Linked DNA regions of Homo sapiens: region 1 is linked to region 2. A link is a loop called in an ENCODE intact Hi-C map of the cell type or tissue named here. Cell type or tissue: natural killer cell. All regions are shown on one strand. Links, peaks and the distances in the headings refer to the core of each region. The heading gives the core; the rest is flanking DNA.

Region 1 (5,389 bases), core at 281-5,280, 71 kb after region 2:
GGCTGCACTCCAGCCTGGGTAACAGAGTGAGACCCTGTCTCAAAAAATCAATTAATCAATAAAGTGTTGTTGATGTTTATGAAACCCTTAGAGCTCTACCAGGCATACAGTGAACTACGATGTTGTTGATGATGATAATCATCTTTATTGGCACATGCCAGGACTTGATAACCTTAGTTTGTAATGTGAATCCTATTTAAAAGTATTTAAAAGTATTTCCACTACAACTTAAGAAACTGTCATCCAGTGCAAAGCTCAGGGTAGACAGCAGAGAGTTGGATTTAGCCATGATTGATTGGAGTTTTTCCAGGAAAATACGATGAAGGAAGACAAGAACAAATGACAGACCATGGAATTGAGGCTCGATAATGAGAGAAGTAAAGACATAAAGTGGAGAGGAACCGTGAAAAGATGCTAGGAATAATGTTTTTTTTCAATTCCATTGGAATTTAATGACAGCTAGAGTGGGTTATAGAAAGGGCAAGCTGAAAAGTCATAGAGTAGGAGTCATGTCATTGAGATAATGTGGGGAATGGGGGCTGTTGCTATTACAATGCAACTTCTAGGATCCTCCCAATGGGAAGAATTGGCTAAAGTAAGATAAAGGGCAAGATCTGAGTGGAAGGGAGATCAGGAATGGAGAGACCAGCGTGTTTGAAGTACCACATGTACACATATTGAAGTGTATGATATGAGGTGGTGTTGGAGAGTGTGACAGTGAGCAATAGGTAAAATCTTTCTAGAATGAGGAGGAGCACCTGAGGGATCAGTACATGATGACCATGGGGATTAGTGCATAATGTAGTCTGATGATAGGATATTTAAAGCAGGAAGACACTAAAGAGTTTCAAGAAGAAGAGAGGGAGAATGGGGTGTGCCTTGATGAAACACAAGAATGGTACTTAAACGACCTCCACCTACATGCCCAGGGTGCAAAAGAAAAGGGAAAGAAAACAGATGCATCTAGAGAAATCTGCAAAGGAACCAGGTCTCCAAGGGACAGTCTGGTCAGTTACAGTAAGAAAGCAAAGTTCAGAGAAAATGTTAAAGATATAAGGGATCTTGCTGGTGACTGACAGTGAGTTCAGGGGACACACTGAAAGGGTTTCAGAAGCTGGAGATAGGTGGAAGATGAAGTGAGGGAAAAGGAAGTGCAGTGCCATCACGGAAATGAAAGCCTTGGGACGGAGGGGTCACCTGGATGTCCTGGGCTTCTTGGGCCCTCCGTCCTAAACAAGCATAAAGAGCATCACGGGATTATCCTTGGTAGTCTCAAAGCTGAGAGTCATGGGGAGGCTGTGAACATTGAAGATCCTACCAGGGACACAAAATTACGGGTCCCTTCTTCAATCCTGCCTGTGGTTAGCAGGAGGTTGAGGGAGCGATGGTCCTATTTCCCAGAGGAATAAGAGCTCTGGGCTCCTTCAGGAAACCTGGGGAAGAGGATGCCCAAGTCTGCATGAATACCAACAGATGAGGCCATCGGAAGAAGGGCTCCTAAGAAAGAGAAACCACACACAGAAAGGAAGAAGTGAATATGACCCATGCTCACACACCAACATGCCTATAGCCAGGAGGAAATATGAGAGCTAGGAGGGAATTTAGGAGTCTCTGAATTGAAAGTATTCGTTTCAGTGAGGAGGAAACTGAAGTTTAGAGACGTAGAATAAACTTATTGTAAGAGGAACCTATGTAATATGTCTTAGAAAGCTCTCTTTCAAAATCATTATCCAAAAAGGAAAGAATGGGCCACTTAAAGGAGTATTGATTTATTAATCGGGAAATTTGCTTATGGAAAATAGGCAAAACTTGCTTCGAAATGCTTATCACAATCCACCTAAAATTTCTGTTGGCAGCATCATTATCTGTAGCTGCTTCAGTGGTGACACTAATAAATTCACATTACAGAATAGTAGTAAAGGATTTATTTTTCTTTTACATTTTATATTATGGTCACCAATTGTGAGCTCTGAAGTAAAATGTCCTGTTACATGACAAATTTAAAACAATACATTTTAGAATTTACCTTGACAACACTCTCAGAGAAGATTATTTTAGAAACTATTGATAAATTAAAAATCTAAGTGAATTATATGCCTAAAAGCTTTCTTTTAAGTGATACTTGAGGGGAAAAAAACGTCATCCCAACATTTTTAGACATTGAACTTTACAAGTGTAGAAATGGTCACAGAAAGCCTATGTTATTCTGAAATATATTTTGTTTCAGCTATGTTTGTGAAAATTGACCAGCTACTTGACAAATCTAGATTTTCTTAAAGGCACTCAACTAAATGCTATTGTCTCCTAGGACTTGTCTTGGCCATTTTGATTATCATAACTCTCCAATATAGGCTTTAGGATTTCCAAATTCATACTCTGAAGCCCAAAATTATTCCCACTATAATTTAGAGTTAGCCTTTGAAATAACTTATAGAAAGCATTAATTGATTCCATATCTAGGGGCCTTCTGAGTTGTTTATAACTTATATATATCTACATATATATTTATTGATAAAATTTTATTTTTAATATAATTTACAACCAGATTTCTCTTACAAAAAAGATTCAATCTATTTTAAAAGTATGATAATCAATTATATTATATAATTTGTGCCACAATTCATACTTATCTATTGATTTAGAAACCACATTCAAGATAATCCTCTCTACCAAGAATTGGCCCCCAGCGTAGCAGCAAAGCACCATTAACTATCATTTCCACCGACAGCTGAAGTTGTGGTTTTGCATTCAGCACTTTTTTCCTTGTGTGGAGTATAGAACAAAAGATGTTACTAATGTAATAATGTGAGTCATCATCCAAATCTGTGGTTACTACTACCATGAAAAGTTTTCTTTCTCAGTAGGAAAGTGTCATTGGTCATTCCCAAGATGTTACAGATGAACAGAAAAAAAGTGAATATCGTTGGCACTTCCATTTTATCTAGGAAATAAAACTGAGTTCCTCACTTGTGGGTAAAGGCAAGTCACTGTGGTGACACACCATGTTTTTTCAGTAGATGAGGTGAGCAGGAAGCAGCAATCTGAGATGTCTCTTCAGTGCATTTCACACTTACGACATTCACTTTGTTTCAATAAATACAAATAGCAAACATAAAAATTATTATCTATATATACTTATTAAAATCTCTTCTAATCTCCTCCAAACATATTTATCATATCAGCATTTTGCTTCCTTAAATGTTTTTCTTATTCTTTGAAGAGAAATCCAGTAGTTGTTGTTTTTCTTCTTCTTCATTAATAATACACTTTTCTAGCTCTGCTTCATCTCAAGATAACCATTTGTGTGAACTGGTGTTTTCCAAACTGTTTTCTAGGTAACAAGGCATTTGATCTGACTAAGTGCCTACAAGGCCAATGTATTCTTGGAAGAAACAATCTTCTAGAAACTCATATTAAACAAAGTTAAAGAGTTGTTTTAATGTGGAACTTCTCCAACCTGTAACATTCTGATGGGCTTTATAATTCCCCATACAGAAAATATAGTTTGCACCATTTTCTTAAACTTGTTAAATAAGAAAACACTTTTGTAAGTTTAAAACAGGAAAACTAATATGTTGAGGAAATACTATATATTCCATGCAATAGAGTGAGAAAAGCTGATTTCAGTCACACATTTGTTTCTTTCTTATGGGCAAAGTACACCATTACTTTGTGGTTAGTGCTTGCTGTTATGTCCAAGGCATCTATATTATTATGATGACCAGATATTCATGGTTTGGTGCCAACTTCAATTATGTGGTCCCATTGTCCCTCTGAGCATGTTAGAACTTTTCAGAGTTTGCTGCCCAATTTTTCATTCAGAAAATATATTCTCTGCATATATGGATAAATAATTTGGTAAATCAAAAGAACATAATCTTCCATAGTTAAGAAGTTGTTTCTGCCATTTGTTAAAAGTAACCAGATAACTAAGAAGCTTACCTGAGAGAAAATAAGGCACAACAGGTGAATCAGAGAATTGTAAAATCTTCTAGATCATGGCTTTAACTTCTTTCATGATAATTATGTGATGCTACTAAAAATATTTAACATCCCCAAGCCTGTTTCTACATCCACATAAATTACAAAACCAAAATCAATAATCTTTTTACTCTCTACTCCTTAGTCATTGTAAGGATCCTTCAGGTCTGTGCAAAAATGTCACCTCATTGGTGAGCTTTTTCCTGACCAGCCCTTTTTTTTTTTTTTTTCGGAGACAGAGTCTCCTCTATCACCCAGGCTGTAGTGCAGTGGTGTGATCTCAGCTCACTGCAAGCTCCGCCTCCCAGATTCACGCCATTCTCCTGCCTCAGCCTCCCAAGTAGCTGGGACTACAGGTGCCTGCCACCACACCCGGCTAATTTTTTTGTATTTTTAGTAGAGACAGGGTTTCACAGTGTTAGCCAGGATGGTCTCAATCTCCTGACCTCGTGATCCACCCACCTCAGCCTCCCAAAGTGCTGGGATTACAGGAATGAGCCACTGTGCCCAGCTCTGATCAGCCTTTTTTTTAAGAGCAAACCAGTCCCCGCCCTTCCCCAGTCCCTGAAACCCCCCCACTCCTGCTTGTTTGTTCTTGTTATTCTGACATCCTTTATGTTTACTCCTTTGTTTATTTCTGTGTCCCCCTATCAAGAATGGTATGTTCACCTGTTTAACGTTTAGGACAGAGCCTGACACTTAATAAGTAAAACAAATAAATCTTTGTTGGCTAAATGAGTAAAATACACAATGTAGTAAAATTTGAGGAAACACTTGGAAAGCTATATCAGAATAAAACAGCAGAACCGTAAATAGTTTCCACAAAATCAGGTACATAGAGAAAGCTCAGCATGTATTTATAGGTAATCTTCAATCACACTGGGAAATTAACCAAAAGGGAATATTCATTGTGGGCTACAGTGGCCATGCAAGACTTAGTAGAGCAGAGGAGATCATGAAGAAAATATATAATTTATCTTGAAATAAAAGAGTAGAGAAGACATAGCAGATGGACAATCTGGCACACAGAAGGACATGAAAGCAGAAATAAGCTTGTCTCGTGTTGGGGGCTTTTTAAAAAAATAGACTGATCTTGAAGGAGGCATACATGTCAAAGGGTAATGAGAGATGGATTTTTAAACTTATTCAGTCATTTATTTGACAAACTCTTGTTGAACACCTACTATATGCTGAATTTTAGGTTAGGATTGATGAGAGTAAAAGGCCAGATAAGGACTCCCTGAATGTCAGGCTAACGAGTGAGAAAATGCTCATGCTGCCTCATGGGATTATTTTAAGGGTTAAGAAAACAGTGCACCCAAAGTGCCCCATAGGCCATTTTGCTCTATGATAATATAATCTGTATCATTACCCAGCTGGTGATTGGTCTGGTGAAAACAACACGTTA
Region 2 (5,389 bases), core at 264-5,263:
TGTGCAGTTACTTTCTCCACTAAAGTCTTGAATCCCTTAAAGTCATCCACGAGGGTTGGAATTAACTTCTTCCAAACTCCTATTAATGTTTATATTTTAAACTCCTCTCATGAATCATGAAAGTTCTTAATAGCAGCCAGAATTGTGAATTTTTTCCGGGTGATTCTCAGTTCACTTTTCCCAGATCTATTCATGGAATCACTATCTATGGCAGCTATAGGCTTTTAAAATTTATTTCTTAAATAATACAACCTGAAAGTTGAAATTACTCCTTGATCCATGGGCTGCAGAATAAAGCCTAACACAGAAGGCATGAGCTCTTGGGTGACTAGGTGCATTGTCAATGAGAAGTGACATTTTGAAAGAAATATTTTTTTCTGAGCTGTAGGTCTCCACAGTTGGCTTAAAATATTCAGTAAACCATGCTGTAAACAGATGTGCTGTTATCCAGGCTTTGTTGTTCCATTAACAGAGCACAGGCAGAGTAGATTTAACTGATGTTAAATTCTTAAGGACTTTAAGATTTTGGGAAGGATATATAAGCATGGGTTTCCACTTAAAGTCACAGCCACATTAGCCCCCCTAACAAGAGAGTCAATCTGTCCTTTAAAGCTTTGAAACCAGGACTTGACTTCTCCTCTCTGGCTATGAAACTCCTAGATGGCATATTCTTCCAATATAAGGCTATTTCATCTGCATTTAAAATCCATTGTTTAGTGTAGCCACCTTCAACATTGAACTTAGCTACATCTTTTGCATAACTTGCTGCAACCTCTCCATCAGTACATGCAGCTTCACCTTGCACATTTGTGTTATAGAGACAGCTTCTTTCCTTAAATTTCATGAACCGACTTCTGCTTCCTTCAAACATTTCTTCTGTAGCTTCTTCACCTCTCTTAGCCTTCACAGAATTGAAGAGATTTAGGATTTTGCTCTGGTTTAGGCTTTAGCTTAAGAGAATGTTGTGGCTGGTTTGGTCTTCTATCCAGGCTACTGAAACTTTCTTCATAGCAGCAATAAGATAGTTTTACTTTCTTGTCACTAATGTGTTCATTGATGTCACACTTTTAATTTCCTTCAAGAACTTTTCCTTTGCATTCACCACTTGGCTAACTGTTTGGTGCAAGAGGACTGGCTTTCAGACCATCTCGGCTTTGGACATGCCTTTCTCACTAAGCTTAATCATTTCTAGCTTTTGATTTAAAGTGAGAAAACATGTGACTCTTCCTTTCACTTGAACACTTACGGGACATTGTAGGGTGATTAATTGTCCTGCTTTCAATATTGTTGTGTCCCAGAGAATAGGGAGGCTCAAGAAGAGGGAGAAAAACAGGGAACACCTGGTTGGTGGAGCAGTTAGAACACACACAACATTTATCGATTAAGATCTCTGTCTTACAGGGGCACAGATCTCGGCGCCCCAAAACAATTACAATAGTGACATCAAAGATCACTGATCACAGATCACCACAACACATATAATAATAATGAAAAGGTTTGAAACATTATGAGAATTATCAAAATGTGGCACAGAGATACAAAGTGAGCATATGCTGTTGGAAAAACAGAGCCAATAGACCAGGTGGATATAAGGGGTTACCACAAACCTTCAATTAGTAAAAACCACAATATCTGCAAAACACAGGAAAGCGAAGCGCAATAAAACAAAGTATGCCTATACTTACGTGGTTGGCCTCAGTTGTATTACGGGGAATTATGGAAGGGCCTGTGCTACATACAGTTCAGACAAGCTGGAAAACAGGAGGGCAGAGGTCTATTTTCTGAGATCAAGCAGAGGGTATGAGAGTGGTCTCTGGAAGGTGGCAGGGATGATCACAGCAGCCCAGCCCCGAAGGTCATGACAGCGCAGAGGAAGACAGAGACCTGGGGAGTGGAGGAGGGAGGAACAGTGAAACCTGACACTGAGAGCTCTCAGAATACTGAGAGAGCAGTTGAGGTAGGGGGTTCCAGTTTTTAGCATTTGGGCAAGAAAAGGAGGGGAGTACACAATTTCGTAATTTAGGCAATTACAAAATAAATAAATAAATGTCTCTATTCTGTAGTCATGCTGATGAGGCCTGAGACATATGGGTCAAAGCCCTCTGTCTCTAACTGCCCCATCCCTCAGATTGCCAAGAGCAATAGGCTTCTGGAAAAAGATTCAAATGACCTTAAGATAGGGTCAACAAAAGTTGTTACAGATGATTAAATGTATGTCTGAAACACTGATTTATGCCATTGGAGTAATTAACTTACCCTCAGGTATCCCCCCTTCTTAACCATGAAGAGTTCTCAATGGCCCCAGGACCCTGACTTAGGCTATGACTTAAGGGATCCCTGGGTGTTTCCAGAAGCTAGGCCCAGCCCAGCCCAGAGTGTCCCACCCAGACCTGCCTCTTGCCTGCTGGAGAAAGAAGGGTTGTTTGACATATCCCTGAACAGAGATCAGCCACCTGAAAGAATTAAAAAGACTTAAGAATCCATCACGTGTAAAAAGATCGTCGCACCATCTTCCTACACCTAATCACAATTGAGTGCACATTTTCAGATTAAATGGACAAACGCTTGACTTCTATTTCATATATATCCATATACAAAAAAAATCAGAAAGTGGTATAGAAATTGTATTTACTGAACATTAAGCACAACCCATTTATTTCTATTTAAATAGCACCAAAACCTCAGTAACATTTAACAGGTTAACAATATAGACTTGAGTCATATTGAGTCTGACATTGAGTCAGACCTAGATTTATATCATGCTCTGCCACAGATACTCTGGTATCTTTAAGCTAATTACATATCCCCAAGCCTCAGCTGTCCCCAACTGCAAGATGGCCATGATGACAGATGAGAACAGATAACTCAGAGTGTGGCTATGAGAACTAAATGATTTAACGCCTGTAAAACATTTAGAAAAATGCCTAGCATGTGGTAAGTGCTCATTAAACATAGCTATATTTAAATATTTCTAAAATATTGCCAAATCCAGATGCTAATGACTAGGGCATCCTAAAAGACAGATTTAGAAAGGAAATTGCTGTCTATATTCTGAACAGTACAGTAACTGTGTTTTGACTTTGTCATTTGCCACTTCCATCCAGTGCTTTTCTGGTAGCATGCTGGAAAATGAACCACAGCACACTAACACCCACACCCCAGCAGCTCTCTAAATCAGTTGTTCTTAAATGAGTCAGCACACACCCAAGCATCTTGGTCACTAGTCGGATGTACACAGGCTGCAGGTTCCCAAACAGACTTCAGCTGCTGCTCTGAGTAAACATTTTCTGGCAGCACACCAAGGGGGCGGGTGGGGACACAGGTAGGCATCTTCTCGGGTCTAGGTTCAGATTTCATATTGAACTCAAAATGAGCTGATGAGTTCAAGGTCCCTGTTTCTGCTAAAAATAAGCCTACACAGCAAGGGTGTTGCACTAAACAGTTTGCCCAAGCTGCCTGGAGGAAGCATCTTCTGCCCACATTGCGCCTTGGTGTAACCAACATTCAGAGTCCCACAGTTTCATGACCACCAACTTCACACAATTAGCTGAGCTCTATGTAAAACTGTTTCTATCTGTTCCTACCTAGATTTTTCTCCTTGAGACATAACTCTTCTTTTTAAATTGTGAATGAAGATATCTGACGTGAGTGCTGGGAAAGTCATGGCAAAAGGCCTGGGTGGAAAATCAAAATGTCATCATTATATTCTTTGGGTTCATAACATCCGAGGAAATAGGTACCTTATACCTTGATCTTCTTAGAAGTGAAATAAAAATAGCCCATCTACCTCACAGGGATCACAATTTCATGGTCCTTTGTAAAACTTAAAAAAAAGGTGTTAAGTATAAAATCTCAATTAATGGAATACTCAGGCAAGAAAATACCCTGGTTTATGCATTTAAGTCTTTTTCTAGCCTTTTGTCAAAAGCTTTTCTAAAAATACAGTCACCCATTAACTAAGTACATTATGATGACAGTTTTTAGCTTTGAGGATTTGGAAGCTTGAAATCAATCAAGCACATTAAATAGTACATGTCTTTTGATTTGTGGTCAATTACTATTTCAAAATGCAATTCTTAACCTCTGGTCAGTTGCTTTCCAGTTAGGGTTTATATTTTAGCTAAGAAAGTTGTTGTTTCCCAGGAATGAAATTGAGCTCAATCTAGTTTTCCATGCACAAATTATAGTAACAGGAACACCGCCATCCCTAGTTTCTAAGGAAGAGAACCAGGCATCTTAAAAAGTAAGGTCCTAGGCAGGACTATAAAGCAAACAATGATGAAATTAGCTTTAGAATATGTTTGGAAAATTTGGCTTACACTAATAAGGTACTATTTGAAAGAGATAAATGTTAAAGGCCTGCATTAAAGGTTTTAAAAATAATCGATTATGTACATTTCAGATAGAAAGACCCTGGCTTGCCAAGGTTTAAAAAAAAGTCAGAAGATCTTAGATGACCACAAGCTGAAACTGAGCCACCAGCATATATAATATGATTGCTAAAAGCAGCACTTTCCTAGCAGTTCCACTGTAGTGCAACAGACTACCACATCTTAAAGAACATAGACAGATGAGATCTCTCTTCTTTCATTTCTTTACTCAGCCCACTGCTTTCTAAGTTCTGCCCCCACCCATCACCACCACCAACTCTGAAACTGTGACTGCCAAAGGTCACCAAGGACCACAGATTGGCAAATCAGTGGACTCATTTCTGGTCTAAGAACTTGCCATCTTTCAGCATCTGACATCGTTGACTATACACTCTTCCTTTGGCTTCTCTGATGCCACTCTCTTGGTTCCCCTAAACCCCTGGCTAGCCCTTTCCAGTCCCCTCTTATCTTCCTGACTCTCCATGTTACTGTGACTGAAGATCCAGTCCTTACCCCTCTTTGCTCACTCTCCGACACTACTTAGTGATCTTAACTGCTCCCATAACTTCAACTGCCACCTGCAGAAGAAGCCCCAGATCTTTCAGTCTAGTCTGGACCCATCCCTGAGCACCAAACCTATTCTCCCCAACTGTGCTTGGATCTTCTCACTTCTCCTGATCTTGCTTCTCCTCTTCTGCCTGCTTTTATACAGTGCTTTTATATTGCCAAATAACACCACTATCCATCCAGTGGCCTAAGCCAGAACTTCAGGACTTCTTCAATTCTCCCTATCCCTTAGCTGCTATACTGAATCAGTGACAAAAATTTGGCCTCCTTTGCTTATTTTCTATTCACTTCTTCTTCCCAATAGCTCACCTCACACTATAGTTTATCTAAGAGCAGGAAGAACCCCTGGTTCTTGTCCCTGGGGGTGTAGAAAGATTATCTGTTAGGCTGCCTGCCTCAAAGCACATCATCCAATGATTCTTCTGAAAAAGTTCAACTTTCTATATGCTACT

What was found. A loop is a pair of places that touch in the nucleus more often than their neighbours do. Peaks named below come from ENCODE experiments on the same cell type or tissue, not always from the same donor. Only the 100,000 strongest peaks of a DNase experiment are listed, where the experiment ranks them.
Region 1: it touches region 2 in a loop (7-fold over the local background); 1 of 110 quality-filtered maps calls a loop at or near these places.

What each region holds. Positions count from the first base shown.
Region 1 is chr12:68,187,168-68,192,556 of GRCh38, forward strand. The region is part of intron 1 of LOC105369818 (a long non-coding RNA gene); the gene reads left to right. Among named protein-coding and RNA genes, the nearest start is that of IFNG, 30 kb to the left of the region's middle. In natural killer cell, for the core only: no CTCF peak of the experiment used is centred there; DNase peaks (open chromatin) are centred at 2,754 and 2,994; H3K27ac peaks cover 534 bases.
Region 2 is chr12:68,116,674-68,122,062 of GRCh38, forward strand. No RefSeq gene overlaps it. Among named protein-coding and RNA genes, the nearest start is that of IFNG, 40 kb to the right of the region's middle. In natural killer cell, for the core only: no CTCF peak of the experiment used is centred there; DNase peaks (open chromatin) are centred at 3,338 and 3,458; H3K27ac peaks cover 4,522 bases.